Linked DNA regions of Homo sapiens: region 2 is linked to region 1. Evidence: chromatin loops called from intact Hi-C (ENCODE). Cell type or tissue: IMR-90. All regions are shown on one strand. Each heading gives the region's core, and the rest is flanking DNA. Links, peaks and the distances in the headings are about the cores only. Region 1 has its middle 55 kb from the start of LINC01571. Region 2 has its middle 67 kb from the start of CASC22.

What was found. Hi-C counts contacts between places; a loop is a spot of excess contacts. Peaks named below come from ENCODE experiments on the same cell type or tissue, not always from the same donor. Only the 100,000 strongest peaks of a DNase experiment are listed, where the experiment ranks them.
Region 2: a loop joins it to region 1, with 22 times the contacts of the local background. A loop is called at or near these places in 1 of 110 quality-filtered maps.

Annotation. Positions count from the first base shown.
Region 1 is chr16:51,808,899-51,825,202 of GRCh38, forward strand. No RefSeq gene overlaps it. Among named protein-coding and RNA genes, the nearest start is that of LINC01571, 55 kb to the left of the region's middle. In IMR-90, for the core only: a CTCF peak has its summit at 9,648 (motif pointing right); DNase peaks (open chromatin) are centred at 8,223 and 9,663; H3K27ac peaks cover 249 bases.
Region 2 is chr16:52,182,969-52,199,272 of GRCh38, forward strand. No RefSeq gene overlaps it. Among named protein-coding and RNA genes, the nearest start is that of CASC22, 67 kb to the right of the region's middle. In IMR-90, for the core only: a CTCF peak has its summit at 8,766 (motif pointing right); no DNase peak of the experiment used is centred there.

The DNA of each region.
Region 1 (16,304 bases), core at 5,104-13,103:
GTGAGATAGTAGATAGATAGATAGATAGATAGATAGATAGATAGATAGACACTTCTATAGAGATGCTTCTATACTCTATCTATATAGATAGATAGATATGTAGATAGAGAGATGATAGATAAACAATAGATGAATAGAGAGATAGGTAGGTATGTAAATAGACAGATAGATGATAGATAATAGATGACAGATGATATATAGAGAGATGATAGATAGATGATAGATGATGATAGCTAGACAGATAGCTACATAGATAGATAGATAATAGATATAGACAGATAAATCGATGATTGATTGATAGCTAGCTAGCTGGATGGATGGATGGATGGATGGATGGATGGATGGATGCATAGATAGATAGATAGATAGATATCTGGTGTCTCTTCCTCTTCCTATAAGAATACCAGTCCTATCAAATTAGGGCCCACCTTTATGACCTCATTCAAGTTTAATTACCTACTTCAAGGCTCTGTCTCTGAATACAATGACATTAGGGGTTAAGGCCTCACCAGATGAATTTTGGAGGGAAACAATTTAGTCCATAACAATATGTTCAATATTTATTTTGAGGAGAAGCTCAGGACTCACTGAAGAGGTTGTGACAACAAGAACTTTGTTGTTATGATCAGTTCCTCCAGTTGTTCTAAGCTTTGGCATTAACTTGTATATCCTGTTATATTGTGAGACTTAATATTTTAACATCTGCCTTGACGTCTTTGAGTCACATAAGGCCTCAAAGATATAATCATGAGTTTCCCCCCACTTTTGCTAGATATACTTCGCATCCAATGAGAAAGCATCCCTACCCAGCTAGTTCTCCATCAGTGGGACTTGCTTTACTCTACTGGGTCTCCCTAATGGGTTTAGCTTCCCGGATAAACCACAGAATTATTCAAACAAGCCAATCACATTCTGCTGAAGGAACCACAAGGCACTCCACCCTTTTGTTACTACAAAGCTTGTCTCCCACAGCTCCTGATGCTTCACTTCACTCTTCCAGGGTGCAACCGCCATATGGCCTTGCATCACATGTGGTGACCTCTTCCCCAAGCTGTGAGTATATATAACTACTAATATGTTTTCAAGCTTACCTGTCCAGTGCTGGATGTCATTAGGGTGAGCGAACCCTCTTTTGCCAATGATGTGAATAAGAGGTCATCAGAATACTTGCCCGAGAACACAAAACCTCTTCAATTTAACAAGATCTTGCCTCTTTGGAAGGCACTAGTTGCTCCACCCTGTGGGGGGGTCCAGATCCTACTCAGTTCCTTGCAAGAAGCTTTCCAATGCTCTTCTTTTGACTGTTTACAGTTTTCTCCATGAAAGCTGGATAAACACAATTTTCTCCATCTACTGACATTTTCAGTGATATTTTATCTGCATTTATTGATTGGCACTCTGGGATACTTCCCTTAATTGTGTGTGTGTGTGTGTGTGTGTGTGTGTGTGTGTGTGTGTGTTGTATGTGTTAAAAAGAAAAGAAGCTGGATACCAAGAAAAACCCATTTCAGCAGGCAGGCTGTCATAATCCACCAAAGAACACATTGAAGATAAGGGATGCATTCTGGTATCAAAAAGACGAAAACCTTAAACCATAAAGTTGACATTATATAAGCTGTGCTTTTGAATAGAACTGAATTTTATATTTCTATCTCAAAAAAATGTACTATTTTAAAATTACATTACCTGCTTTTAACTTGTCTTCTCCTCTACAAATAATCTCAGTTTTAAAAAAACAAGTTATATTTCAAAGATTCATGCATAAATTAATTAAGGAATGATGTGAGAAAGCATTTGGCCCACAAGTCAGTGTTAGAAGTAGTGTGTAAGTTCACATATTAGCCCTCAGAGATCTCTTTCACTCAATTATTTCCCAAGGAGAAAAGGGTATTTGTCTGAGCCATAGTGGAAAATGATACTTTTAAAATAAAAATATTTGAAATCAAACAAAACATTAAATAATGTGTCACCCTCATAGCATCATTTTCACCTAAGCCTCAGTTTTTCTATCTAAAAAAAAAACAAAAAAACAAAAAAAACGCTATTCCCAGCCAGGTGCTGTGGCTCACACCTGTAATCCCAGCACTTTGGGAGGCCAAGGTGGGAGGACTGCTTGAGTCCAGGAGTTTGAGACCAGCCTAGGCAACAAAGCAAGACCTTATCTCTACAAAAAATAAAAAAAATAAAAAATTAGCTGAATGTGGTGGTGTGGGCCTGTAGTCTCAGCTACTCAGGAGGCTGCAGTGGAAGGACTGCTTGAGTCCAGGAGTTCAAGGCTGCAGTGAGTCATGATTGTACCACTGCACCACTCCAGGCTGGGTGACAGAGCACGACCCTGCCTCAAAATAAATAAATAAGTGAAAAACACAATTTCTAATGATTAATTGTGGGGAAAATGCTTTTAAAATCTACCACCTAAAATAAATGTAACTCAAAATTCAAGTAATAAAGTAACAAACAATGACAACAAAACCATACCAGAAAGCAGATATATGGAACTTCAAATGTGGAATGATATTGTGCAATTAATAAAATAAAAAACAACAACAAAAATCCACTTGCCTTTGATGGCTAAGACTATTCACTTTTAAGTGACAAAAAGAGTCATAACACTAAACCCTCAAAAATATATATAATTCTTGTTCTGTAGGAAGCAAATACAGTTATTTTAATATCACTGAATATCATGTTTCTGGCTTTAAAATCAAATCATAGCCAAATCTTGGAAAACTTAACTATGATTAACAAAATATCATATATATATATGATAACATAATATTATCATTCAGATATTTGAAAGATTTTGTCTAAAGCTGCTGGAACAAGAAATAGAAATTTAATTATATGGTTTGATATTGCATGGGAACTAAGAGTAGTAATAGAACTTTCATCTTTGCTGTGGTCAATGAATAGAACTTTTATTGACCGTACCAAAAAAAAAAATCAGCCAGTGGATAATATCCAGCATTGACTCACCAAGAAAGACTGATTACAACACAGTCTTCAGAGCTGTAGGGGTAAAAAGTGTACTAAAAACAAAAATATTAAAATTGCTGTCTTTGAGAAGTACAAATGAGGGAGCGTCACGGAACTGGATTTTTTCTGTGTGTCTTATAAGATTTTTTCTATTGTCTGTTGGTGGTGGCACTACCATTATTCCATGTGTATATATACATACATGCATATTACATACATATATATATATTATTTGAAGGCTAAGGTATAGCACATAGAATCTTTTGTGACTATTATACAGAGCTTTCTTCATATTCTTAACATCTCTTGCCATATAACTTTCCTCTTCTTTAGGCAGATATGTCACTTCAACTCTGGCCTAGAAGAATCTATGTAATTTGTCCCTTTTCTTTTGCCTAACTCTTTTCTCCCTCTCTCTAATTTTCTCTCAGGCCTTACAGACCTTCTCCCTGGTTTAGAAACCACCAAACTCATTTGCCCCCTCAGGTTCTTCACATTTGCTATATCCCATTCCTTGGGAAACCCTCTGCTCAGACCTTCCTTACACATATCTCTCCGTATCATTCAGGCCTCTGCTCAGTGAAACTTCCACAGGAGACCTTTTCTGACATCCCTAGCTAAACTGTACTCTGATAATTTTCTACAAAACCTTTTTTCTGCTAAGTACATCATACTCATATAAAAGAATATATCCATAATTAATATATGCATTTTAAATAATAATACATTAAAATGGATGAATTAAGTGCATCCCAAATCCAGCTGATGGACAGAACATTGCTGTACCTTGGAATTTCTGAAGGGCCTGTAACCAACCTTCTCCCTCTTTCCCTCTCAGATTAACTACACTGCTGAGTTTCATGTTAGTAGTGACCTTGCTCTTCACCACAGGTGTATGCATCCTTCAACATTTCATTGTTTAGTTTTGCTTATATTGAACTTCACATAAATGGAATCATACTATATTTGCTTATTAATTTAATGTAACATGTTTGAGAACCATCCATATTGATGGGTGTAGCTGCGGTTTATTCATTTTCACTGCATGTATTATTCTGTGATAGGACAATATCACACTTTATCCATTCTGCTATAGGTAAGCATTTGGATTTTTCCAGATCTTTGTTATGAATAACAATCCTATGAATATTCTGGACATGTTATTGGCATGGCAAGTTTTTCTCTAGGATTAGAATAGCAGCATCATAGGCCATGTGCATGTTCCATTTTGGTCCATAATATCAAGCTGTTTACTGAAGTGCTTGTACCAGTTCACACTCCCGTTGGCAGTGGGTAAGAAGTTCTGCTCCATATTCTTGTCAACACATAGTGTAACATATCATACCATTATCAGACATTTTCTGCAACCCGAAGGGTGAATGGTATCTCATTGGGGCTTCTCATCACTTTACATCCCCTGAGCCTGTCTTATTTTTTCCACAGCATTTGTCACTCACTAAAATTATATTAATTATATTTATATAAGTTGTTTGTTTCTCCCACCAGAACATAAGCTCCATGAAGAAAAAAGACTCTCTTCTCCCTTGCTGTTCTAAACATCAGTTACATAAGTTGTGCAATCATTCTTGCCATTATAAGCCCTGAAGAGAATCACTGTTTGACTCAAAAATGAGAAGAGTGGTAGAAAAAGGAAGAGTGTGATTTGATCATGGATAAACACTGAAAGGAAGCAGGAATGAAGACATGGAGTAAAACAAAACTAAAGTGTGTATGTGTTATGAAAAAAATATACTGTGAGGTTGGCATTAACTGAGAAATGAAGGCAAAAGAAAAGTAACATGAGAACATGAACATGATATCCCTGGTTGGAAGTGTTGGGGACTGGGGTAGGGAAATAAAAAGGAACTAGAATGAAAAGCAATGCACAAAGCAGTGCTTTGTCTCAGTCACCAGGTGGCAGGATGGGCCCAGGACAGCGTAGTTGCTAGTCTGCTTTTGGGAGGGTGGGGAGGTATGAAGAAAAGTGCGAGCCGTTTTCCAGTGATCCATGGGTGTAGAGTATGGCCAGAAATTAACACATTGGTGCCTTTGTAAATCAAGTGCTCATAACTTGGAGACTATGTCTTGTCTATAGCATCTCTGTTATGGTGACCTATACATCGAAATATTATTAGTTGGTAAAGCTTCAGATGTGGGTGGGTCAGAATTTTATTTGAATTCTTCTCTTAAGTTTAGTTCCTAAAACAACCAAAGTTCAATAATTTAATTGATACAAATACATATGTCTAATATAAAACATGTCATTTATTCTTTTCTAGCCATAAGATTTCATCTCCACAGATATTGAACAAAATCTTTTTCAAATCTGGTTTTAAAATAGAGTCAGTAGATTTAACATCTCAGTTACTTTTAGCTGAATTTGAATGAAGAGTAGATTCCTATTTGCTTAAGCTGTGATCAAATAAGTCAGCTACCCACAGGCTTCACAAGCAACATGTAGGTAATTAATTTTCCAAAAGTTGAGACCAGTGGCGTGACTTGGCTGACAGGGTGAATGAAGGACTCTCTGTGCCAAGTTTAGTACCTAATCAAACTTATGGGCTTTGAGTGGTGAACAGAACTTCAACCCATCAGCGTTCAAGTCTATTTACCTTTGATAAAACACCATTTCCTCTTTCTAATGAAGAAAAAACAAATGATGTTTCAAGATATTTTTGAAGAAAAAGAAAGAAATGAAATGGGCTTTAGATGTTAAATGCTTCTTCCTGAACAACTTAACACATAGATGCGTCAAACAAGTGAATAAGAGTTTTGGAAGAAATGGGGAGCAGCCATTGTGAGGGTTGAGACCTAAACAGTTTAGGAAATTGTCTTGGAGAATTCAGACTTTACAGCACAGAGGGGAAAAAAATAGTAATGCTGAGTTTGACTTTCACTGGATTGAGTTGGAGGCAGCTTAGAGAGTGCCAAAGGAATTTCCACTCACCTTATCTCAGAATCCAGACGTTTTGAATTGGCTGGGAGAAAGCAAACTTCTCCAGTCCACAGAAGATGCGATTCACCTCATCTCAAGCTCACAATCAATTGTTTGAGATCTGTCCACACAGGGATGAAATGGGCACTTGAAGCAGCTTCATGTTTTTTTTTGGGGGGGGGCAGGGTTTCACTCTGTCACCCAGGCTGGAGTGCAGTGGTGCGATATCGGCTCATTGCAACTTCTGCCTCCCGGGTTGAGGCGGTTCTCCTGTCTCAGTCTCCCAGGTAGCTGGGATTACAGGCATGTGCCACTACACCCTGCAAATTTTTGTATTTTATTAGAGATGGGATTTCACCATGTTGGCTAGGCTGGTCTTGAACTCCTGGCCTTAAGTGATCCACCTGCCTCGGCCTCCCAAAGTGCTGGGACTACAGGTGTGAGCCACTGCACCTGGCCCATGCTTTTAAATTCTGTATTCACTTCTTTCTCCGAACTGCTTAGGCTGGGAGGAAGTTTTGAAGGATCCTCAAAATCCTCCCCTTTCCCTTTCTCTAGTGTGGTTCTGTGAGAACCATGAATGATTTCAGATTCAATTTAAATCTTGTTCACCCTAATCACAGATCTGAACTGAGATTTACTGGCAGGAGCAAATCTTAAGACTATAAGGGCTTTTCTAATTTACACATAGTACCCCTCTGATCCCAAGGGGCTCAAAAATAGAGTCATTACCCAGAAATGCTATGCTTGGAGTGTTTTACTGCAGTTACAAAATGAAATATATACATAAAAATTAGAATTGTTAGATGCAATATATTAACTAGGCATTACGGCATCCTGGCCGTGGCCATGATATCACCCAAAGCTAAACAGAGGTCTCGCAGTTGCCTGCTTCTAACCTCAATTCATAACCAGGTCATATTTCAGAGGCTTTTACAGAAAGTGCTCATAAACCAAGATAAAGACCTATGATGTCCATGAAGCTTATCTGATCTGACTGTTTATATTTCATCTTACTCTATAGGGCTTATCTTTCTTCTCAAAACATAAAATTCTTTTTGAAAAAGAAGAGAAGATATTACTCAAAATAGAAAATCTTTTAAAATTGTATCCTGGGATAATACTAAAATCTGAGAGTTTGAGGAGCTGAAGAGAGAGATATCACTTCTCAGAGAAAATTAACATTACTGAAGAATAATATGCAATATAATGATAATATGTGGTATGATATTATTATGTGCATTATGAAAATTGCTGGCTATTCATATGTCTCTGCAAAATAAAATAACATAAATATCTGAATTATTTGTTTTTGACCACAAAATAAATTAACACATGTGATATTCATAAAGTTAACATTATGCTTTATATATATAATATATATTATATGGTATGTGTTAAATATGTGATAACATATTCTTTATCTAGTCTATCATTGGCGGGCGTTTAGGTTGGTTCCATGTCTTTGCTATTGTTAATAGTGCTGCAATAAACAAACGCATGCATGTGTCTTTATGATAGAAGGTTTTATATTCCTTTGGGTATATACCCAGTAATGGGATTGCTAGGTCAAATGGTAGTTCTATTTTTAGGTTTTTGAGGAATCACAACACTGTTTTCCACAATGGTTGAACTAATTTACACTCCAATCAATACTGTATAAGCATTCCTTTTTCTCAGCATCCTCACCAGCACCTGTTATTTTTTGACATTTTTAATAATAGGCATTCTGACTGGTGTGAGCTGGTGTCTTATTGTGGTTTTGGTTTGCATTTCTCTAATGCAAACTTGATTTTAAATGATGCTTAGGGTAAGGTGCCTATATTCTTTATCCTTTAGAAGCTTTTGCAGGGTATTTCCAGGAAGATGTCATAATCTCTGAGATAGATAAGAATTAAATCGTTACTTTGAGATCACATACTGCCTGTCATTTAAGAGGCACTTTCCACACATTATCCCATTCAGTCCTCCTGAGATAGGTATTATTGCATCTATTTTACAGAAGAGGAAACTAAAAGTATTAGAAGGGAAAGAATAACTTTTCAAACACACAATACATATGTAGCCTGACCTGGTTCAATCTCAGATCTGTGTGTGAACTTAATTTCTACACTATGCAGACCCTCATCCTAAGGCTCATTTTAAAAAGAGATAAGATCCCATTGAGCTCTGAAATCTTGCTGAGGACAATCAGCAGGAAAAGATGGTCCTTGAGGACTTTTTGTGTGGTGTGTAGGACATTGTTTATAACAACAGTGAAGATTAGTCATGTAGGGACAGAGGCCTTGGCTGGCCCTGGAAGCTGACAGACTTAGGGCAGAGTGAATCAGTAAGGAGGAGCATGGTAGCTACAAGAGTACTTATCACAGCCTCTTCTCTCCTTGGAAGAGAATTAGGAAACATCTTGCTCAACATTCAAGCAGACTGCCTTTTAAAAAACTTTTATTTTAGGTTCAGGGCCACAAATGGACAGATTATTTCACTACCCAGGTAATAAGCATAGTACCTAATGGGTGGTTTTTTGATCCTTGCCATCCTCCTTCCCTCCATCCTCAAGTAGTCCCCAGCGTCTGTTGTTCCCTTCTTTGTGTCCATATGGACTCACTGTTTTGCTTCCAATTATAAATGAGAACATACAGTACTTGGTTTTCTTTTCCTGTGTTTGTTCACTTAGGAGAATGACCTCCAGCTCCATCCATGTTCCTGCAAAGGACATGATCTCATTCTTTTTTAATGGCTGCATAGTATTCCATGGTGTATATGTACCACATTTTCTTTATCCAGCCTACCATTGATGGGTATTTAGGTGGATTCCATGTCTTTGTTATTGTGAAAAGTGCGGCAATGAACATACACATATATGTATCTTTATGGTAGCATGATTTATATTTTATTGTGTATATACCCAGTAGTGGGACTGCTGGGCTGAATGGTAATTCTGTTTTGAGTTCTTTCGTTTCTTCAATGTCTTTTATTAACTTTGTCTAATGAGATTACGCCAATATAGATAAAGACAGATGTGTTATTATCTTGCCCTATACAATAGGAAATAATAAGTCTGCTTTTTAACTCTATATAATACTTGATTTTTTCAATAGGAAAACAGCAAATGATTAGCGCCATGTTTGGAAGTCAGTGCACATAAATGCTGTTTCTCGTAAGTGAGGTTGAAGGATGCGCAGTAACATGAGAGACTCTGTCAGGAAGAATATTTTGGGGAAAATAAAATATTTCTTATTATCCATCTGTACCAAACCCAGCTATTAGGATTGTATTAGTTTGTATCATGCTCTGCCTTCATGAATTCTTGGCTGAACCAGATCCCTCTAGCTTGTGATTTTTCCTTTTTCTGCCAGCATCCTATGGTCTTTGAAAATACCCAAGAAGCGGGAGAAGGGAAAGCCCTAATTCCCAGTGCCTAGCATGGTGTTGATGGGGAGTAGGCACCTGCTGATTGATTGACCAATAAATTATAAAAGGAGAAAGATGGAGTGTTTAAGCACACATTAGACCCAGTTAGGCTGGGTCTGTCTCCTGACTCCAGGTGCATGTAAGATGTATGGCCTTGTTTAGGTCACTGCACCTGAATGAACCTCATCTGTAAAATGAAGATGATACCAATCTTTCCCCGAAGACTTGATGAGAGGATTCAGTGATGCATGTAATGTACCGGTAAACAGAAGCTCCTGCTTCCGTAGACTTTTCACTGGTTGTTGCTCCATGGCAACCTACCAGAAGGGGGCACTGTGGAACCAGACAGTCTCTCTAGGAAACATTGAACTCTGGTTATTGCAAATACTTGACCTACTACTGCATTTTCTCCTTTCTCTTCTCCTCCTTCTTCTATAAGACACGATAAAGAAAACTTTCAAAGCATTTGGGGATGAAAAATTCAAAACAACCCTACCCTTGTCAGTACTGGTCAGTTGGTTAGTGTCCTGGCAGACCAGTGCAGTGGCTGGAAGCCATCAGCCAGGCCAGGGATATTTAAAGCTTTGCCTTCCATTCAACTGTGCCCTGATTTCTCCTTTTATAGGTCTGTCTTTCTCTGGCTCTGGGAGCAAGGACTGACTAATCCATATGTGTATCTCTAACATCTAGCTGGATCCTTAGGACCTAGTGGTTGCTCAATAAATATTTGTTGAATAAATGAATGAGAGAAATGAGTTAAGCTAACCACCAATTTGTCCATTAATTCACTTTACTCCTTTCAATTCTGCTGTTTCCCATAATCAGCAGAAACTTCTTAAGGAAATAGGGATGTTCTCACTAAAAACAAAAAACAAATACAACCTGTTTCCCTCTGAGGTAGGCACAAAAAGGTTCCAGCTCCTAGGTTAGATTATTATGAAACCTAGCCTGGTGCGGTGGCTCATGCCTGTAATCTCAGCAATTTGGGATGCTGAGGCAGGAGGATCACTTGAGGTCAGGAGTTCGAGACCAGCCTGGCCAATATGGTGAAACCCTGCCTCTACTAAAAATACAAAAAACAAACAAACAAACAAACAGCGATTGTGGCATTGTGCGCCTATAATCCTAGCTACTATGGAGGCTGAGGTAGAATTGCTTAAACCTGGGAGGCAGAGGTTGCAGTGAGCCGAGATCGTGCCATTGCACTCCAGCCTGGGTGACAGAGCAAGACTCTGTCTCAAAAAAAAAAAAAAAAAAATATATATATATATATATATATATATATATACATATATATATATATATATATATATATACATATATATATATATATAAAATGATGAAACTTTCCTTGGGAAATGGAGAAAGAAAATTAAAGTGGCAAGTAAGAAGAAAGGAATATGCCTGGCCTGCTGGGCAAGGTTAAGAAATTGGGCAGAGCTGACTAAGAAGCCTCACTTGGACAAAGAAAAGGCCTCCTAGCTTGTAAGGGTGATGCTGTCACAGCTTGGAACTCCTGATCTTGTGCATCCTGATGCAGCAGAAATTTCAGCTAATTTGTCCTATTCAAATGCCTAAATCTCCATCATCCTAAAATTCCGCTATGCATCACTATGGTTTCAGGGGTGATGTTCTGCATGGCTTGGTCCTTAAGGGCAGGGTGGAGAAAAATGCAACTGTAACTCTCCAGTTTTCCTGAAATTGCACTGTGATCTTCTTCAGTCTACTTTGCTTGGTGCATAATAAAAGACAATGCCCTTTGGAAGTGGATTTAAAGAAGAAGGCCAGGGCTTCTTGAGGCCATGGGTCTCTAACTCCTCTCTAACTTCCGAATGGTCTTTACTTCTGTGTGTCCTTCCAGCCTGGACCACCATGGCATGGGTTTCCATTAATATGTTATTTCCCTTTCCTGTTATCACAATATAAAAGACCTTTGTATTGACCTTTCTATCAAAACATCCTTTGTTTAGAATGAAAAGCTATTCACTGTTAAAGCCTTATCTATAGGGTTTAACCAGAGGATCAAATCCAAAGAGCAGAATTCGTTTACTTTGTATTAAATGAGCTCAGTTAAGAAGTCTCAATTTTGGCAGAAAGGTGCATTAATCACAAGGAAAAGAACAGATCTCGCTTTTCACAGCTTCTGGTTTACTTTCAATACAGTTACACAGTGAGGCTTTTGTTCGTGAAAAGTAGCACTGTATTTAAATACAGTAAATATAACAAAATTGCCTTCTTAAAATTACACAAGAGTTCCTCCAGCTCAGGATGCCCATAATGACCTCAGTGTTGCAGGACTAACTTTACGGCTTCAAAAAGGCTCTAAATTAGTTTGGACAGATGGGTTTTATCCTGAGGAAATCAATGAGTTTTTGTGAGTCTGACTTAATTTTTATGCAGCTAGCACTTTGAGATGAAATTAAAATATGTATGAAAAACATATTAAAGTTTCCCTTGGGTCCATCGTTGTTTGTACATTTACAAGGTGTTAAAGAGATGATTTAAAAACTAACTCTATAAGGGATCAATGCAAGCAGACCATGATTTATGGTCTTTCATGACATTTTTGACACTTTGAGCCTAATGTCTTGTGTGTGTTGAACCACTAATTATCTTTTAATTCATAAGGGCTTCATGGTATTTTATAAGTGTAATATAATATATAGGGTTGGATCACATAGAAGAGCTCAGAGAACAACATGCTTTACACGTTTGGTTGAGTGGGTAACATGTGTAAGCAAATTTGGGTCGAACCTGGCTGAAAAGGCTTCTTCAAGATGCTGTAAAACTGAACCATTGCTTTTACCTGCCCAATTCTAGAAAAGTCAAACATTTTACTTTTCTAAGGCATATGCAGGGTTAAGACCTTAGTAGATTAGAAATTATATTTCTAATACAAACCAAGAAGTTAAACAGTGCCTGGATTATAGTAGATACCCAGTAAATATTGATTGACTGAATCAGTAATTGAATGCAAACTGAACCAGAAATGAATTCAATTCCAGTTTTCCTCTGTCCTTTCAAATCAGATTTTTCAACAGATTGTTCATTTAGTGATACAATGAATATTTACCAAGCATCCCCTCTGCGCCAGGCAGTGTTCTTGGCTCTAGAGGGAACACAATACATGGTCCAGATGCCATCAGGGAGCTCACAGCCTATCCATTCCTCAATAACACTGCCCTGTAAAGGGCAGTCAACGAAGGTGAAGTCAAGTTTTAGCTGAAACTTGAAGCCAGAGAGACAGCTTGGGGAGTACTGTCTTTATTCCCATTTTACTGAGGCACAATGACGTAAGATTGCTTATTTAAATTAGGCAACTAGATGGTAAAAATACAGTGTTAGCTCTGAACTTTAGAGAGCTGGGTAGTGAATTAAAAATTTTGGGGAAAAAAAATCCTAACTGGGAAGACCATGAGCACCAAATGCTTAGGGATTAACCTGCCTTGTGTACAAAGATGAGTCTCTAAAATTATCACCCGGCCATTGGTCCATACCTCTGAAATGATTAGGAAATTCATGTGTACTTTGGAAATGTAAAACAGTAGTCTGCCAAGGAATTTTTGAATTAGGTTTCCCAGCTGAGGCAGAAGCCATTTAAGGCATAGACACCATGAAGAGGAGAGAAGCCCCTCCTAGATGCATTTTATGGTCATCATCCACCCTTCCCACCTTATTGGCCTTGTTGCATGTCAGGGGAAAAGATTAAGAGGCATCTGAACTACTTTTACTGAAACTTTTCTGAATGTGGACTGTGCAGATGTGAGTGGATTGGAGAAGGGGAAGGAGGGGAGGCGATCATTTGGTTATTATCACCATCAACAGTTACTGAGCAGTTACTATGAGATTGATATGTTTCACGGATTATCCTAATTAACAGCAAAACAATCCTCAGAGGTAAGGACTAATATCATATCCATGTATCAGATGATGAAACTTAGTCCCTGAGTTATGTGGCTGCTGTGGGTTACAAAGCTGGCAAGAGGTTGGGGCAGGCAGGCATACACCCAAATACTTTCCACCACACTGGGCAGCTTTTGAGACCCTTTTGGAGCTCAGCCTGTGGAGGCTGGGTTGGGCATTGGGCACATGTCTCAGAGACCCAGGGTCTCATTGGGAAAGTAAATACAGCATGTGCCTAAGTAGGCACATCATAGGATGGATTGTGCCAGGTAACATGAAGCAGGGCAGGTAAGGTGCTACTCAAGTCACAAAGAGCAGTGTGTCCAAACTGGGGGAAGTGAAAGATTCTTAGAGCAGATGGATAGATAGTGCCTTGTAGCTGGGGAAACCACCACAGCTCAGCAGCACCAGCAGCAACCCAGGCTTCTTTGACCTCCCTCATCCACTTTCCTTGACATGTAGCTCTTATGCTCATGGTGGTGGAATGGCTGTGGCACCTCTGGGCATCAGTTACATTTCAGACACAACAAAGGATGAAGCAAGAACTGAGAAGAGGCAGCAGCTGTCTCAGGAAAGCCAGATCTCCACTGATGCATATCTCACTGGCCAAAAGTGTGTCAAATGGCCATGCTCAAAAGCACAGAGGGAAGAAATTCCCAAACTGAAAGTCGGTGGATTAATTTAAATACCCACCAGCTATGTAGGAGCGTTTTAGTTGCTTCACATTTTTAGCTGGATATACTGAACACAACTGAAGTTCTGTTGATAAGAAAGAAGAGAGAAAGGATATTGGATAGGCAGTGAGCAATCTGCCACAGGCCACAAAGGTGAAAGAGAATTAGGACAAGCAGACAGAGAAGGAAGTGTATTTTAGGCAGAAAGAGCTACACATGGAAGAAAAGCAGATGTGTGTGGACAAGATCTAGAAATCTAGAGTGTCTGGAACAACTGGGTGGCAATTAAGACTGGGAAGGCCTACTGGAGTAAAATTACAGACAGCCTGGCCTAAATACCTTCTTGAAAGTTTGATTTTAATTCTGTAGGCAGTGAGAGAACATTGACAATGGTTTGTTTTTGTTTTTGTTTTTACAACTTTATGGAGTTAAAGTTGATATACAACACACTCTATAAGATGTACAACTTTCTGAGTGTTGACATATGTATACCTTCAAGAAACGATTGCCATAATCAGGATAGTAAGCATTTCTATTACCCCTCAACTTTCTAATCTATCCCTCCCTCCACTCCTGCTTCCAGGCAATCACTGATCTTCTTTCTGCTACAACAGATTAGTTTGCATTTTCTAGAATTTCTGAGATTTATACATAGTATTTCATTAATCAATAGTTTGGTTATTTTAATTGTTGAACGGTATTGTTTGCCTATTCACCTGTTCATAGGTTGATTTCAGTTTCTATTACTAATAAATTGCTGTGAACATTCATGTGTTCTAAGATTTCTTCCTAGAAACTTGAGGTTTTACATGTATGGTACACTTTGAATTAGTTTTTATGTGTGGTGTGAAGTAAGGTTTGAGGTTTTTTACTTTTTTTCCCCAATAGGTATCTAACTGATCCAACATAACTTGTTGAAAAGACTTTCATTTGAAACCTTTGATGAAAATCAATTGTTCATTTATGTGTGTGTCTCCTTCTGAAATCTTTATTCTGTTCCATTGATTTCTATATCTATATATTTGGTAATATAAAACGATCTTGATTATGATAGTTTTATAGTAAGTCTTTAAATCAGATGGTATAAGTTTTGGGTTGAACATCTGCTTTAATTTCTCCTGGATAAATATGTAGAATTAGAATGGCTAGATTATGTAATGTTTATGTTTAAGTTTTTAAGAAATTGCCAAATGTTTTAAAAGTCGCTGTTGTGCCATTTTCCATTCCCATCAGCGTGAGGAGTGTTTCAGTTGCTCAAATCCTCTCCAACACCTTAAATGTTCAGTCTTTTAAATTGTAACCACTGTAAAAGATGTGTAGTGGTTTCTCATTGTAGTTTTAATTTGACATTCTCTGAAAATTCATGATGACAAGCATATTTTCATATGCTTGATCACTTTTATCTCTTCTTTTACTAAGCATCTGAACTTTTTGCCTATATATTAAAAATTGAGTTGTGTTCTTATCATTGAATTGGATGAATTGTTTATATATTCTAGATCAAGTCCTTTATCTAAAATATGTGCTGCAAATATTTCTCCCAGTCAATGGCTTGTCTTTTTATTTACTTAATATCTTTTGAAGATAAAAGTGTTTTGTTATTAAATCTAGTTTATCAACTTTTTCTTTCATGGCTTCTGCTTCTTGTGTTCTAAGAAACTTTTGTCTACCCCAAGGCTTCAAAGATTTTCTCCTAGAAACTTGACAGTTTTAGGTTTTACGTTTATGATACACTTTGAGTTAGTTTTTATGTATGGTGTAAAGTAAGGGTTGATGTTCTTTACACCATACATATCTAATTGATCCAGCAGTACTTGTTAAAAAGACTTTCATTTTTTCATCAAATTGCCTTGAAACCTTGAAAATCAATTGGTCATATATGTGTGTATTTATTTCTGAAATGTTTATTCTGTTCCATTGATTTCTATGTCTATATATTTGGTAATATAAAACTATCTTGATTATGATAGTTTTATAGTAAGTCTTTAAATCAAAAGGTATAGGCCATCCAAATTGTCTTTAGTTGTTCTTTATTTAGGTTCTTGCATTTTCGTATCAATTTTAGAATTGGCTTACCAATTTATATCTTTAAGAAGTCTACTGGAATGCTGATCTATAAACTGTGATCAATGCACAGATCAATTTAGACAGAATTGCCATCTTAGTGATATTTAGTCTTCCATTCTATGAACATAGTATATATCTCTATTTTGTTAGGCCTTCTCCACTTTTTGTCAGCAATATTTTAGAGGTTTTATAATAGAAATCATGGATGCTTTCATTACATTTATTTATAAATATGTTATGTCTTGGACAATTTTTGAGCAGCAGATGATACAGGCCCTCTTATCAGTGGGCAATAGAACGAATTAGAGAAAGGTAACAGCAAAAACTGTGAAGAGGAT
Region 2 (16,304 bases), core at 4,311-12,310, 370 kb after region 1:
CAAATAAATTCTTACATTTCAGGGGTTTAACATTTAAAAAGCTTATTTTATGCTCGCAAAATGCCTAGTCAGCAGGGAAAGGAAGGGAGTGCAGTTATGCTCCATGCAGCTAAACGGAGACACAGATTGCTTCCATCTTGTGGATCTCACATGCCCTGCAGTCTCAGAGACTTTGCCAATAGCTGGCAGGCAGGGAGAGATCATGGAGGTTCACCTATAGGAGGCTTTTATGGACCTAGCTCACATGATTTTCATTCATATTCCATTAGCTAGAACCATTAGCTAGAACCCAGAGACATGACCTCACCTGGCTGCAAGGGAGGCTGGGAGGTATAGAGTGACTTTGTGTCCAGGAATACGAAGGACAAGTTTCAGGGAACTCATAGCAATCTCCACCATTGCGTATTTCTCACATGATCTCAGCTAATCCTTCCAACAACTCTATGAGGTGGGTACTGCTGTCATTTCCATTGCACACTTGAGTGTCCAAGGAGTCAGCTACGCTTCAAGTTCACACAACCAGAGCAGTGCTCAGAATGCAAGTCTTTATGGCTCCCAATTTCATACTTGTATCCTATGGTTCTCAAACAGGAGTAATTTTGCCCACCCTACCCCCTACCACTGGAGGATATCTGACCATGTCTGTACACATTTATGTTTGTCACGACTGGAGAACCAGGACTGGCATTTAGTGGGAAGAAGCCAAGGACGATGCCACACATCTTACAATGCACAGAACAATCCCAACAACTAAAAATTACCTGGCCCAAAAATGTCAGCAGTGCCTGAAAAGCCTTAGCATGATACATTTCTTAACAGGTATAAGGATGTGGGGCTGGACCTCCAGGGGTTACTCACCTGGAAAAGCTCCTGAGACTGGCATGAAGCAGTCAAATCTAAGTAATACAGGGCTTCTTTCCTGCAATGCAAAAGGCAAATTGCCAAATTATTTAACTTATGATGGAAATTATTGCTCCAATAAAAATATATCCTTTGGAAATATGACTGCAAATAAGCAGAGGCATGAGCCAAAGCAAGAATCGGCTTCAACCGGAACAGCAAGGGGCAGCAGGGGATGGGCGCTAAAGAAAATCTGGCGTAGGATGGTTCTTTTTTCCTATCAACTGCTCTTGGCCATGTGCTGACATGAACACTTATCCAGCGTGGATTTGACAAAATGGTAAGTCTTGACCACAATTCTGAACTTGTTTTCACAGATGAAAATGAGATGCTTTCTGCAGTAAGAAAAGTGTTTTTCTGTGCCATCCCCCAAATCCCTTCCTCTGATTATGAAGGAAAGACAGAGGTTTGCTAAGGTCAAGAGCAATTTCAAATGGCTTTGGATTGGGGGAGCTGATTTAAACCTTGGCTCTGCCATTTTCTCGCTGTGTGATCTTGGGAAAATTACTCTTCGTGTCACTTTTCCCACCTGTGAAATGGGGATAATAATTGCACATACTTCACAAAGTAGTAAAGATTAACTGAGATAGCCATGTAAAGCAATTAGGTCAGAGCCTGGCACCTAGTTAGCCCTGGAATGCCAGCCCTCACTTCTCATCATCATCATCATCATCATCATCATTGGGAGCACTACAGGGAAGGCAGGATAATAATGTGCTGAGCGTTGGAGTCAGAATGTAGCCTAAAAAGATTTCACTGTGGCTGGCATGGGGGTGACAGAGCTTCAGCTTTGCTTCTTACTATTCCTATGAGCCTGACCACATCATCTAATAGGCTCTGAGCCTCAATTTATCCATCAGTGAAATGGAGATAAGGTCCTACTCAGGGCAAACATGAGGGAGTGGAAGTGTTGCCAAGTGATAGAGAGCACAGGCTCTGCAGCCGACTGCCAGGGTTCAAATACGCCAGTCACTGGCCCAATGACCTTGAGTGACTGATGCAACCTTCCCATGCCTCAAGTTCCTCCCCTGTCAAATGAGAATAATAATAGTTACTGTTAGGATATAAAAGACATAAGGGGAAGGATCCTTGTCTACTTAGTTTATGGCTAGAACATCAGCACTTAGGACTGGGTCTACTACATAGTGGGCATTCAACAATATTTGTTGAATAAATGAATGAAAGCTGGTCCCTGTGGAACAGGATTGCAGTGTGGCTTAAATGGAATTATATCTGTGAAGGGCATAGAAGGACCTGGCCCATGCTATGCATACAAGAAACATTGGCTATAATAACACTGTAAATAAGCATTGTCCAAATGAAGGGTCATGAAATCTAAACACACACAGTGACAGTCTTAGATTGGGTCACCAGACCCAGGAGCAGCCATGGGTGTGTAGTCAAGGCAGCCTGGCGTTCTTCCTTCTTGGCCTGCTCTCTACTCCATGGTTTGCTGCTCTCTGTCCAGCCAGGCATCATATGAACTTCATGTTCCCCCCACGTTGATATGTTTGGGTTTCTTCTCCAGCTAGGTGCATACAGCAGACCCCTCACTGAGCTTCCATGGTGGCCTATGAGTGACTCTCTCCTATGCAGCATATCTGTTCCTCCATGGGTCTGGGCAGCTTTGCCTTAGCAAAATGGTTTCCTCCAGGAGAAGTGTTTAGCATAGAGAATATCCATGAGAGGCCTTGTGTGCAATTTAAATCTTACCTATGGTAGACATTCCTAACTGGCCCTCCATGGTGGCCATGACGATGACCATTTAACTTCCATTTCACCCTCCTTCTAGTGGCTACAGATGCTGTAAAGCTAAATGCTGTTTTTCTTAGACCCCCCCAAGTTTCAAGATATCATTTAGGTTTGGCCAATGGGATGCACAAGACCTAGAAGATGGCAGTGAGAGAGAAGCCATGCTTCCACTGCTTCTGCTGGCTAGAGTTGACACAACAATATTTGATTTTTCTATGTCGGGCTAGTAGAGTTCCACAGAAGGGACTTAGCATTGTGGGTATCATGAGGCAGGATGGAGGGTGCCATTTTGCTGGTATGGATTCAGCACATGTGTCATGGCTCTGGAACCAATGTTTCTGATGGTGGCTTCTTGATTCCTGGATCACACGAAGAGAGTATGAACAGAAGCCAGCACTTTGTAGGACAGTGTGTCAATTCTCCAGTTTCCTGGGTAGAAAGAGAGGCCATTCCCTATGTGAGCTAAGTCTGTTTACTCTTTTCAAAGTCATTCCTGGAGCCTGATCTCAGCCTTTCCAACCGTCTTCTAAGCATTGAATATCATGTGATTGATTACTCTCAGCTTAAAATAGAAATTTTTGTGTTCTAACACCAAGCCATGACTGAAAGAAGGCTTTTATGCCATCAGCTCTGATTTTCAGTGACTCTCCCACCTGCTCCATCTCAGTCCTCCTAAGCCCTTCTGGGTGGAATATACAACCCATGCTTATGCCAGTGAGAGGACTGAGTCCTCCTCACATGGTCTTTGCATCAGGAGTGAGCATGTGGCCCTAGCCACCCAAATCAGAGTGAATTTTAGGAATTTTTCTGAGAATGCTTGGCATAGAGTCTCCAACACTTTTCTGCCAGAATTGAAACTAGTAAGATGTGACTTTGGGAACCAGAAGCAGGCATTTTGCTTCTATGAGAAGAAACCTGTCTGCGAGTGAGTCCTCCAAAGATAAAACTAAGTCGAGAAATGCAGACTAAAAAAATCACATCAGTGGCAGCATGCGCTCTTATATCCAGCTGCACCAAATGTAAAATTTACCCTTAGATGATTAAGGTATGTAAGCCAAGAGGGTTTCATTTATTTTTTTTCCCCATAAGCTAGTTTGGGAGATATTATCCATTATTTACAATTAAAAAGTCCTGATTGCCATACTATCCAACATAGTAGTTTATTTTTGTGGGCTTGTCTCTGCTTCTAGAAACCAAAGATTGATGCAAATGTTTCCTGGGAAATAGTCAGTTACGTGCAATAGAATGTGCAGAACCTGTGGCGAGAGGCTACCACTTTACTTTTCTCTCTACCCTTGGTCTTCCCCAGGCCTGCTTCCTCCTAATGTCTGTGGACATCCATCCTGAAGCCGATTCTCCAGAAACCACTAGCCCAGAAGGCTCTTGTCTCTGTAATTCACTCCACAAGCTTTGGCTTCTGAGAAAAAGGAGTTTGTTTGTTTGTCACTTATTGTAATTGATTTGTTTCTTCCTAACAGTGTACTGATTTCCTTAGCTTCAGACAGCAAATCTGGAGCTGAGAGCTCCAGGAAGTCATTATTAGCTGCACATCACTTGCCATGCTGGAAGCATGGATTTAGATGGCCCTAGAAATGAAAAGCGTTTGGGAAGAGTGAGGACCAGAGCTAAGGTAGTTTTGTGTGGAGAAGAGAAGTTTGAAAAGGTCTCAAAAGGGTCGAGAAGGAATGTACAAAAACACACAGACCTCCCTATCCTTGCCGTAATTCTGGACACGGGGTTCCATTGAAAAAACCATAGCCACCCAAACTTGGCCACCATAGAGCTTTTGTAGTGACCACTGTCCCTGTGCATAGTTTGGGGTCCAAAGTGTCTCAGATATGAGATGATTCTTCCTTGGTAAGGGAATGAATGACAGCAAAATTTTGGAAACTAAAATGTTAGGCCTTGGTGTGGCCTTTTATCTCCCTTAGACATACAGGCAATCGGTTCCACCTGCCGGCTGCCCTCTGCTACCTGCTCTTCAAGGGCAGGATTCTAAGTGTCAGGTCTTAACTATTCCTGCATCAGACCTATCTATCTCTGTTTCTAATGATGATCATTGAGGAAACCAATGTGGTGTATACATGCACTTCCCCACAGAAACCTTTATCAACACATTTTATATGTGGTCTTTCTCCTTCACATGCCACACTCCAAAGATCACCTGAGAGCAGGTTTTCAGGCCATATGCAAGGGAAATATTGAAGAGATTTGCAGCAAGTTCTCAAACTTCATCACCACTCTTCCATTGGCTTATACCACAGAGATGAACGTAGTGCCTCCTCTAAGATAGTGAAATTAAAAGTAGCATTTCTGAAACAATATCCAATGCAGGCTTTTATATATCTAACACTTGACAATCACCCTAAACTTTGGCTTATAAAGTCCTCCCCTTTGACATCTCCAGGAGCTTAGAAAGTCTGCAGGGTAAATGGTTCTCTTAGCGCCATTGTGCAGGTGAGGAGATGTCCTGGCAAGGCAATGTCCAGTGACTTCTCAAGGTCAAATAGCTATTATGACGTGGAGTCAGGACTTGAATTCAAATTGCTCAATATTTAAGCCAATGAGCATTTCTTCTCTGCAGTTCAAGGAGATGTCTAATTCCCTACAGGATACATTGGCATCTGCAAATTGTCCACAGGGGATCCACATAACTTGAACTAATGGCCTTAGCCTATGACTTTCTTGTTTTGAAGTACTTAAAAAAACAGCAATTTAGCATGTCAGAGGCTGTCAGGAGATTCAGTATTTTCTCTTCTTCTTATCATCCTTCACCAAGAATTAGGAAGAAGCAAAGCAGAAAACAAACATCTCAAGCTTGAGATCACCCACCATAGCTTCCTCTTGAGCAGAAACAGTAAGATGCTCTTACAGCATCTCTGGAAAACATTAGTGACCATTCTTTGCTTTAGTGACATGATAATTAGAATGAAGTTATGGTGGAATCAGAAGACACTGGAATCTAGATGCCATCCTCCTGAATTTGCAATTAGGGACATTTGTGAACGGTGATACAAGCTACCAGAACTAACCGCAATAAGAAGTCTTGAAGGTAAAGACAGAAAGGCTGTGATGAACAAATAAGGCCAAACAGAAAGGTATGAACAACACTGTGTGATTTCATCAGTTATAATACCCTTACTTTCACTGTGGCTTGCACTACCCAGGGAAGACTTCAGATAAGCTGGATTTAGTTAAAATGCACAGGGACATCTGATCAATGTGCTAAATGAACAGGCTCTGACACCACTTTTACTTTCCCTCTTCACTTGCTTTCAATATTAAGATTGAGGCATTGCCTGTTAGGTATTCTTCCTGCAAGATGGAGCGGAATAGTACAAAATGCATTTGCAAGCAGGCCAAATCATGATTGACAAAACGAAATTTGTTAATACAATGGTTTGAGGCACTTGACAGAAATTTTTGTCAACAGTGTAGATTAAGGGATTCAAAAATATGAAATTTGCAGATGAAATGGCTTTGATGTTTCTCATGAAAAGCATTTTATTGACAGACTGGATCAGAGTGAAAAAATGTGCATCTTCTCAATGCATGCATTTTAAGTCTTTGATAAAACACGTATTAGTCCTGCTGTTTTTGCTCATTTGTCGTATATTCCATTGGCTTTGCCTTTAGCCACAAAAAGGGATCAGGTGTGAGTAGAAACAGAATGGAAAACCCCCTAAAGAAAGTGTCAGATTGGTCCCCATGAATTGTGGCCATGTCATTTTTTCAAGTGCTTATTGACTAGGTCCCATACACTCTTTTTGATCTTATTCTATTAATTCTTCAAAGAATGAGATTCTTTCTCATTTAGAAAGATCTTCTGGTATCAGTCAGGACATTTTGGTTACAAGTAGCAGAAACCAAAAAAAAGGATTATAAGCCACTGGTTCTCAAAGTGTGGTTCCCAGACCAGTAGCACCAGCATCTCCTGGAAAATCATTTGAAATGCAAGTTCACAGGCAGCTCCCTCGACCAACATGGAGGTGGGGCACAGCAATAGGTATTTTAACAAATCCTTCAAGTGATTCAGTGCACACAAAGGAGACAAAAGATTGGCTCACTTAACTGAAAAGTTCATGGCTAGATATATGAGGCTGCAAATATGACTGTATCCAGGAACTCAAACAGTGTCATTAGGACCATCACATCAAGTTTGTTTTTTTCTTCTAGTGTGGTCTCACTCTTAGATAACTTATCTCTTCGTGACGGAAAGATATCAACAGCTCCATGCTTATGTCCCATCTTTTTTATTTACACCATGATATGGTTTGAATCTGTGTCCCCACCAAATCTCATGTCGAATTGTAATCCCCAGTGTTGGAGGTAGAGCCTGGAGGGAGGTGATAAGATCATGGAGGTGTCTCTGATGAATGGCTTAGCACCATCCTTTTGGTATTGTTCTTATGATGGTGAATGAGTTCTCACAAGATCTGGTTATTTAAAAAGCATGTAGCACCTCCCCCATCAGTGTTTCTCTCACTCCTGCCCCCACCATGTGAGACGCCTGCTTCCCCTTCTCTTCCACCGTGATTGTAACTTTCCTGAGGCCTCACCACAAGCCAAGCAGATGCCAGCACCATACTTCTTGTACAGCCTGTGGAACTGTGAGCCAGTTCAACCTTTTTTCTTTATAAATTACCCAGTCTCAGGTATTTCTTTATAGCAATACAAGAAATGACTAAGAAACCCCAGAATAAACACAGTGCTTTGCCCCAAGATCTTCCATAAACACCCCCAAATGGAGTCTCTCAACCTCCCTGATTGGTCCAGTCCAGGTTTTGTGCCCTTCCCTGAACTTATCACGCTGCCAGAGGTTGTCACACTCTGAGTGGCCAGTTATGGTTTACCTGTCAGAGGTGGCATGAACTCTAAAGCCATAAGGACAGAGGGTAAGAAGGACTGATTGCCCCTAAAAAGTCCAATGTGAATGCAAGAAGGCAGGGGAATGGATGCTAAAGAGATTTAGTCCTTGGTCTTCTAATAAATTCCAGATTAAGGTACAAGTAGCTTCCCTAAATACAAACACACACACACACACACACACACACACACTTACATTAGTGTTTCTCTGGATACTGAAAAAGAACCCTCACCTTTAATCTAACTCTTCCTCATGCTCTCTCTTGCTTCTTGGTTAATGCAAAGAGTGGAAGATCAATTCTTACTAAATGCAATCCAGAACTGATAGCAAAAGAACTGAAAGAGAGAATTCCTTAGCAAAGCCCATGTCCCTAAATAAAGAGGGTTCCTAAGGTTGATGATGGGGAGGAGCCTACAAAAGATTCCTTCAGGAGCATCAGGCACAGCTCTGCACAGATGGGGGGCAGGTGGCCATCTTTGACTCTGCTGCAATTCAGTGTGACAATCCCCCTCAGTAGAGCCTTTTATTTCCCTGTAGTTCACAGAGGAATTTATTTTGCAGAGGAATAAAGAACTCGTGTACATGATTTGGCTTTCATCTTCAAACCAAGACTAAAACTTTGAGCTGTCATAGTTGTGCCATCTCAGCAGCCCAAATTCAGTGTTTTACAAAAGAGAGAGAAGAAAGAAAACTTTATCCATTCCCTGAGCTGTCACCTCTACCCAGATCAAGGCAATGTTTTCCTATTTTAGAACAAATGAAAATGCTCCATGAGTAATCTCATTTTGACTGAGGAATTACTATCAAGAGCAAACGTCTTGTCAAATGCCTCTTATACGGCTATTTGCAATCTCACTTGTTCTTTTGTGCCCACCCTCTACATTTGGATCAGCCCAAACCCAGGAGACATGTTGAATTCTTCCCTGCATTTCCAGTGCTGGGCACAGAATCTGGCACAGGGTCTTTGCTGAATATATGTATGTTGCACTGAATTAGGTGGAAAGGGTGTCCTGTTTCCCATAATTTTTCTTTTCTACTATTAGATAGCTTCATTGCAGCATACGCTCCACTGTTTTATGGTTTCTATGAGACAATATTTGTTCCCTCATCATTAGACAGGCTATTTGACAAGATGGGCCACTTTAAGGGATATACCTTATGCCGCCTTTCGCTCTTCTACAATTCAGCTCCATAAGGATGACCTTCAGACATTTTTACACCCAATTCCCCCGCAGCACCACTAGAGGGCAGCAGAGAACACAATGATGGCAAGATGGCCATTTTGTCCAGTCTTTGTCTTCAGCTCTCCTAGTCCCTCAATTTTCCCAGCTTTCATCCTTTTGTTAACTTTGGCTTTATGGGTGCAAGTTTCAGTACAGAAAAGCCTGATTTGCTTTAGAGCAAAGAAAACCATACCTTTTTTCTTCCTGCCTTTTCATGTGGTTTCTTAGAGAAATAATTTCATCAACGAGCCAAAACACTCAAAGTTTACAAAATGCACCTGTTTTGTTTTGTTTTTAAATATGGCCTCTCCTTTAGAAAAGAAAAAAAGAAAATAAAATCTTATCTACTACATTAGGCGAGAGTTTCCCTTCTGAGCGCCTTTTCTATAAGATCTTTAACTGAGCTCTGCTATCAGTCTCTTCAGCCTCCATTCTTCTTGTGATCCAAAATCCAGCCTGGAAAAAAGCTCTCATTGGCAGGATAATTAAAGTAGATGAACAAGTCCTTCAGTCCCAGTTAATCCCAGTAAGCCTAATTCAGCTTCTATAGATGGAAGGATAAAAGTGTTCTCCCATCAGGGTCATTCATAGTTGGACTGCAGCCTACACCAAGAAATCACTCCCCAGATAATCACAAGGTCATGGCGACCAAGTTTATACATAAGTAAGATTGAATTTGGTCTAGGTTTGATCCAACTGCACAGATCAAGGAATCACTGCCAAAAAGAAAAGAAAAAAAAAAGATTACTTAGAGCTAAATTTCAGGACAAACCAACACCTTGACTCCTTGCTTTCATGCAAAATTTCTCTTCAAGTTCCAGGAACACACCCCCAATTTGGCATGCAAATCAAAAGAGCCTTTTAAAATAACAATTTAGCAATAACTATTAAGATGAAATTTTCTGTTTCTAGAATGTATGCTACATGAATATACATATGTATGTGCATGTATAGCAGACAATTGGAAACAAACTAAATCTCTATCAGTAGATTATTTCAATATATTTTGATATACCCACACTCTGATATACCACACAGCTAAAAAAAGAAAAAGATTGCGATGTATCTGTCTTCAGTGAAAGAGAAGGATGGCTGAAAATTATTAATAGCAATGTACTAAAAATGTTAAGTACATATTTTTCATTTAAAAAACTATATGTCTATGTATGTAAATGAATGCAAATACAGATTTGTATTTCAAAATCTGGAAGGATTTACATAAACCTGGTTTAGGGGAGCATCATAGATAAGAGAGGAGTAAAAAGGTAGAAATTTAATTATATTCTGGTATCACTTACACAATTTTGTTAAATCTAAAATGTTGCTTACATAACTGGGCTCACATTAGCCAATGTTATGTTTGGTCACTTGCGATTCTTTATTCACTGAAACTCTAGTTGTTTCAGGTACTACCTAGCATTTGGTCTCCATATCCCAAGGACAAAGCAAAAATTTTAAGTTTTCTCTCTTGAAAGATTTTTGGAAACTAATATAACCCTGCTAGCATGAACAGACACAGCGTATATGAAAATTGAAATCACATCATTTTCAAACTGAAAGTAAACAAATGCCCTCTTACCATTAGCTGTGCCCAGAGACATCCACAAAATTAGAGTCTCAAAGCTGGGAAGGGAGCTCAGAGTTTTTCCCAATGCCCCATCACTCACAAATAAAGAAAGGGAGGCTCAGTGAGGTCATGTGGCACCCCCAGTTTATAAAAAGTCCAGCCCAGTTCTCAGAGTTTATTGGCCACATCATGAAATGGTCACATCCTTTATCACTGAAAACCAGAAGAATATTTTTGAGAGTGAAAGGTGGCACTGTTCATGATCACTGTGGGACAACAGTTAGGACTGTAAGTTAGGACTGTCCTGGGGCAACTGAACACACAGGCACTGTGCCAACCTCCTTCAACCACACTGAATTCCAAAAGAGCCGATATATGGACTTTGCACCCCACCCTTCCCAATGTGAAACCCTTATGAGAGGCCTTCTCCTACAGCAGTCATCGAAAGTATGGTTGTTTCTCTTTATTCTATTTTATTTCATTTGTTTATTTATTTTATTTTATTATTATTTTTAAGATGGAGTCCCTCTCTGTTGCCCAGGCTGGAGAGCAGTGGCACCATCTTGGCTCACTGCAACCTCTGGCTCCCAGGTTTAAGTGATTCTCCTGCTTCAGCCTCCCAAGTAGCTGAGATTACAGGCACCAACCACCACACCTGGCTAATTTTTGTATTTTTAGGAGAGAGGGGGTTTCACCATGTTGGCCACGGGGGTCTTGAACTCCTAACCTCAACTGATCCACCTGCCTCAGCCTTCCAAAATGCTGGAATTACAGGCATAAGCCATCCTGCCTGTCCCCTCTTTATTCTAGTTAAATATTCATTAACAATCATCTTCCTGGATCCCCAGAAGAAAGAAACTATTTAACAAATAATTTTATTAGTCCTGGGAGGAATAAAACCAAAACAGGACTACTGTTTTTCTCCAATGTTCTCTCAGTTAATCTCAGAGTCCTTGCAAAATGACACAGGCATCTGGGTCTGGTATTCCCAGCTCCTTAATAGAGTTTACCAGATTTAGGGAAGTGAAAATGTGAAACACTCAGTTAAACTGGACTTTCAAATTCAAATGCAATTTTTGAGACATACTTACACTAAAAGAAATTATTGCAAGTTTATCTGAAAGTCCAGCTTAAGTGGATATCCAACATTTTGCCTGGCAACCTTGTCACTGAACTCACATCTACCTCGCTTTTCAGAAGGTCCAAAACTTGCCGATGATTGGCTGGGCTTTTAGACCTGCAGATTGATGCTGGAGGAGGGAACATACAGAATAACTATGTAAAGTGCTTCCTCATACCTGCCTCATTCAAAACCCCATCAGAGGTACCTTGGGCCAGTGATCAAATCAGGTTTCCCTTTGGGCTCCAGATGCTCTCTGCTCTGCCATGCCTTCCACAGTTTTTTTTGGAGCACACCAGCCACCTGTGACTTCACTCAGGCTCTTATTCCTCCCCCAGATGCTTTTCTTATCTCAGCCTGACAAACTTTGCTGCTCTCGGAAGTCAGGTGGAAGAAACTTCACCCTAACGCAGTGTCTGCCTTTCACTTCACACGACTGTTATTACCTGACATTGCCTGCTACTGTTGCTGTTTCCTGGCTTGTTGTCTGTCTTCTCTGTCTAGAATAGAAGCTCCATGAGATCAAGGGCTCTGTCGGCCTTGACCATCACCATGTATCCAGAAGACTGTCCAGGGCTTATAAATAGCTAGAGAATTAATGAAGGGCAAGCCACTTTTACTGGAAAGCCACCGCCTCTGGGAAGCTTCTCCTGACCACCCTCAGGAAAAATTAATGACTTCCTCCTTGGCAATCCCACTGCCCACTGCTCCCCTTCAACAAGGCATGCATTCAATAAATAGTCATTGAGCACTAATGATATACCAAGAGTTTGGCACATCACAGAACTTAGTTCCATATTCATCTATCTCCACTCTAATGGATGAAATTCTTGAGGGTAGGGAATTACTTACTCATCTATTTTTTTATTTTTATTTATTATTATTATTATTATAATACTTTAAGTTTTAGGGTACATGTGCACAACGTGCAGGTTTGTTACATATGCACACATGTGCCATGTTGGTGTGCTGCACCCATCAACTCATCATTTAGCATTAGGTATATCTCCCAATACTATCCCTCCCCCATTCCCCCACCCCACAACAGTCCCCGGTGTGTGATGTTCCCCTTCCTGTGTCCATGTGTTTTCATTGTTCAATTCCCACCTATGAGTGAGAACATGCGGTGTTTGTTTTTTGTCCTTGTGATAGTTTGCTGAGAATGATGGTTTCCAGCTTCATCCATGTCCCTACAAAGGACATGAACTCATCATTTTTTATGGCTGCATAGTATTGCATGGTGTATATGTGCCACATTTTCTTAATCCAGTCTATCATTGTTGAACATTTGGGTTGGTTCCAAGTCTTTGCTATTGTGAATAGTGCTGCAATAAACATACGTGTGCACGTGTCTTTATAGCAGCATGATTTATAATCCTTTGGGTATATACCCAGTAATGGGATGGCTGGGTCAAATGGTATTTCTAGTTCTAGATCCCTGAGGAATTGCCACACTGACTTCCACAATGGTTGAACTAGTTTACAGTCCCAACAACAGTGGAGAAGTGTTCCTATTTCTCCACATCCTCTCCAGCACCTGTTGTTTCCTGACTTTTTAACGATCGCCATTCTAAATGGTGTGAGATGGTATCTCATTGTGGTTTTGATTTGCATTTCTCTGATGGCCAGTGATGATGAGCATTTTTTCATGTGTCTTTTGGCTGCATAAATGTCTTCTTTTGAGAAGTGTCTGTTCATATCCTTTACCCACTTTTTGATGGGGTTCTTTGTATTTTTTTCTTGTAAATTTGTTTGAGTTCATTGTAGATTCTGGATACTAGCCCTTTGTCAGGTGAGTAGGTTGCAAAAATTTTCTCCCATTCTGTAGGTTGCCCGTTCACTCTGATGGTAGTTTCTTTTGCTGTGCAGAAGCTCTTTAGTTTAATGAGATCCCATTTGTCAGTTTTGGCTTTTGCTGCCATTGCTTTTGGTGTTTTAGACATGAGTCCTTGCCCATGCTTATGTCCTGAATGATATTGCCTAGGTTTTCTTCCAGGGTTTTTATGGTTTTAGGTCTAACATGTAAGTCTTTAATCCATCTCGAATTAATTTTTGTATAAGGTGTAAGGAAGAGATCAAGTTTCAGCTTTCTACATATGGCTAGCCAGTTTTCCCGACACCATTTATTAAATAGGGAATCCTTTCCCCATTTCTTGTTTTTGTCAGGTTTGTCAAAGATCAGATAGTTGTAGATATGCGGCATTATTTCTGAGGGCTCTGTTCTGTTCCATTGGTCTATATCTCTGTTTTGGTACAAGTACCATGCTGTTTTGGTTACTGTATCCTTGTAGTATAGTTTGCAGTCAGGTAGCATGATGCCTCCAGCTTTGTTCTTTTGGCTTAGGATTGTCTTGGCAATGCAGGCTTTTTTTTGGTTCCATATGAACTTTAAAGTAATTTTTTCCAATTCTGTGAAGAAAGTCATTGGTAGCTTGATGGGGATGGCATTGAATCTATAAATTACTATGGGCAGTATGGCCATCTTCACAATATTGATTCTTCCTACCCATGAGCATGGAATGTTCTTCCGTTTGTTTGTATCCTCTTTTATTTCATTGAGCAGTGGTTTGTAGTTCTCCTTGAAGAGGTCCTTCATATCCCTTGTAAGTTGGATTCCTACGTATTTTATTCTCTTTGAAACAATTGTGAATGGGAGTTCATTCATGATTTGGCTCTCTGTTTGTCTGTTATTGGTGTATAAGAATGCTTATGATTTTTGCACATTGATTTTGTATCCTGAGACTTTGCTGAAGTTGCTTATCAGCTTAAGGAGATTTTGGGCTGAGACGATGGGGTTTTCTAGATATACAATCATGTCATCTGCAAACAGGGACAATTTGACTTCCTCTTTTCCTAATTGAATGCCCTTTATTTCCTTTTCCTGCCTGATTGCCCTGGCCAGAACTTCCAACACTATGTTGAATAGGAGTGGTGAGAGAGGGCATCCCTGTCTTGTGCCAGTTTTCAAAAGGAATGCTTCCAGTTTTTGTCCATTCAATATGATATTGGCTGTGGGTTTGTCATAAATAGCTCTTATTATTTTGAGATATGTCCCATCAATACCTAATTTATTAAGAGTTTTTAGCATGAAGGTTGTTGAATTTTGTCAAAGGCCTTTTCTGCATCTATTGAGATAATCATGTAGTTTTTGTCTTTGGTTCTGTTTATATGCTGGATTACGTTTATTGATTTTCGTATGTTGAACCAGCCTTGCATCCCAGGGATGAAGCCCACTTGATCATGGTGGATAAGCTTTTTGATGTGTTGCTGTATTCGGTTTTCCAGTATTTTATTGAGGATTTTTGCATCAATGTTCATCAGGGATATTGGTCTCAAATTCTCTTTTTTTGTTGTGTCTCTGCCAGGCTTTGGTATCAGGATGATGCTGGCCTCATAAAATGAGTTAGGGAGGATTCCCTCTTTTTCTATTGATTGGAATAGTTTCAGAAGGAATGGTAACACCTCCTCCTTGTACCCCTGGTAGAATTCAGTTGTGAATCCATCTGGTCCTGGACTTTTTTTAGTTGGTAAGCTATTAATTATTGCCTCAATTTCAGAACCTGTTTTTGGTCTATTCAGAGATTCAACTTCTTCCTGGTTTAGTCTTGGGAGGGTGTATGTGTCGAGGAATTTATCCATTTCTTCTAGATTTTCTAGTTTATTTGTGTAGAGGTGTTTATAGTATTCTCTGATGGTAGTTTGTATTTCTGTGGGATAGGTGGTGATATCCCCTTTGTCATTTTTTATTGTGTCTATTTGATTCTTCTCTCTTTTCTTCTTTATTAGTCTTGCTTGCAGTCTATCAGTTTTGTTGATCCCCAACTATTAGGAGAGGATTAGAAGGTTCTTATTAAATGGATTTATTTTTAACACTAGATATTTGGATCCATGTAGTTAGAGAGTTTGTTTTCTTGATTATTAAAATTGAGACACCAGATTTTTTAATTGCTTTTAAAATTTATGTTTTTTAGGTTCAAAGATCTAGTTTGGTAAGTTTACAGATAAAAGAGTACTTTCTTTCTCTGCATATAGGTGGATCTTCCTGAGGACTGGTTGGCTCCTTATAAAGAGAGTCTGACGGTAGAGTGCCCTTTAACATGGGAATCCCGCCTCTAAAGGAGGAAAAAGGGCACAGAGGAGGTTCATTTCATCAGAGTTTATAATAATTTTTGGGTAGAAATAACATGATCAAATATTCAATGTAGACCTATGCAGTCATGAAAATCATTTGTTAGAATATTTAAGAATGTCAAAAAATACCCAAGATCTAATGTTAATTGAAAATAATAATAAAGTGGTATTCCCAATATGATCTTGTTTTGATAAGAAAAAAGAACACACACACATACACACACAGATGAGTGAATTATAAAACCAAAATATTACCATTAGTTAAATCTAGGTGTAGGATTACAGATGCCTTTAATTTTCTTTAGTTTTTAAATGTTTCAAAGCTCTTATAATAAAAATAATGAAAATGTATTATTTTCTACACCAAGAAAATGTATTATTTTCTACACCAAGTATTTTCCACACTCTTGGTGACTCCTAATGTCACCTGTGGACTCTGGATGACAAGGATGTATCAATGTAGGTCATAGATTTTAACGAACAGGCCACTCTGTTGTGGGGTGTGGGTGACAGGGGAGGCTGTCCATGTGTTCAGGGAAAGGTGTGTTGGGAACTCTTTGTACCTTTTGCTCAATTTTTCTGGAAACCTAAAACTGCTCTAAAAATACATTCTATGTTAGAAACTATATTACGTTGTTAATAAGCAAAATATAACTAACGTAAAGGAGAAAAATGCCTTGGGAATTGGAGAAGATCAAGTAAACTGAGAATGAGTTGCTGGAGGACATTAGAAATCCAAAGTGA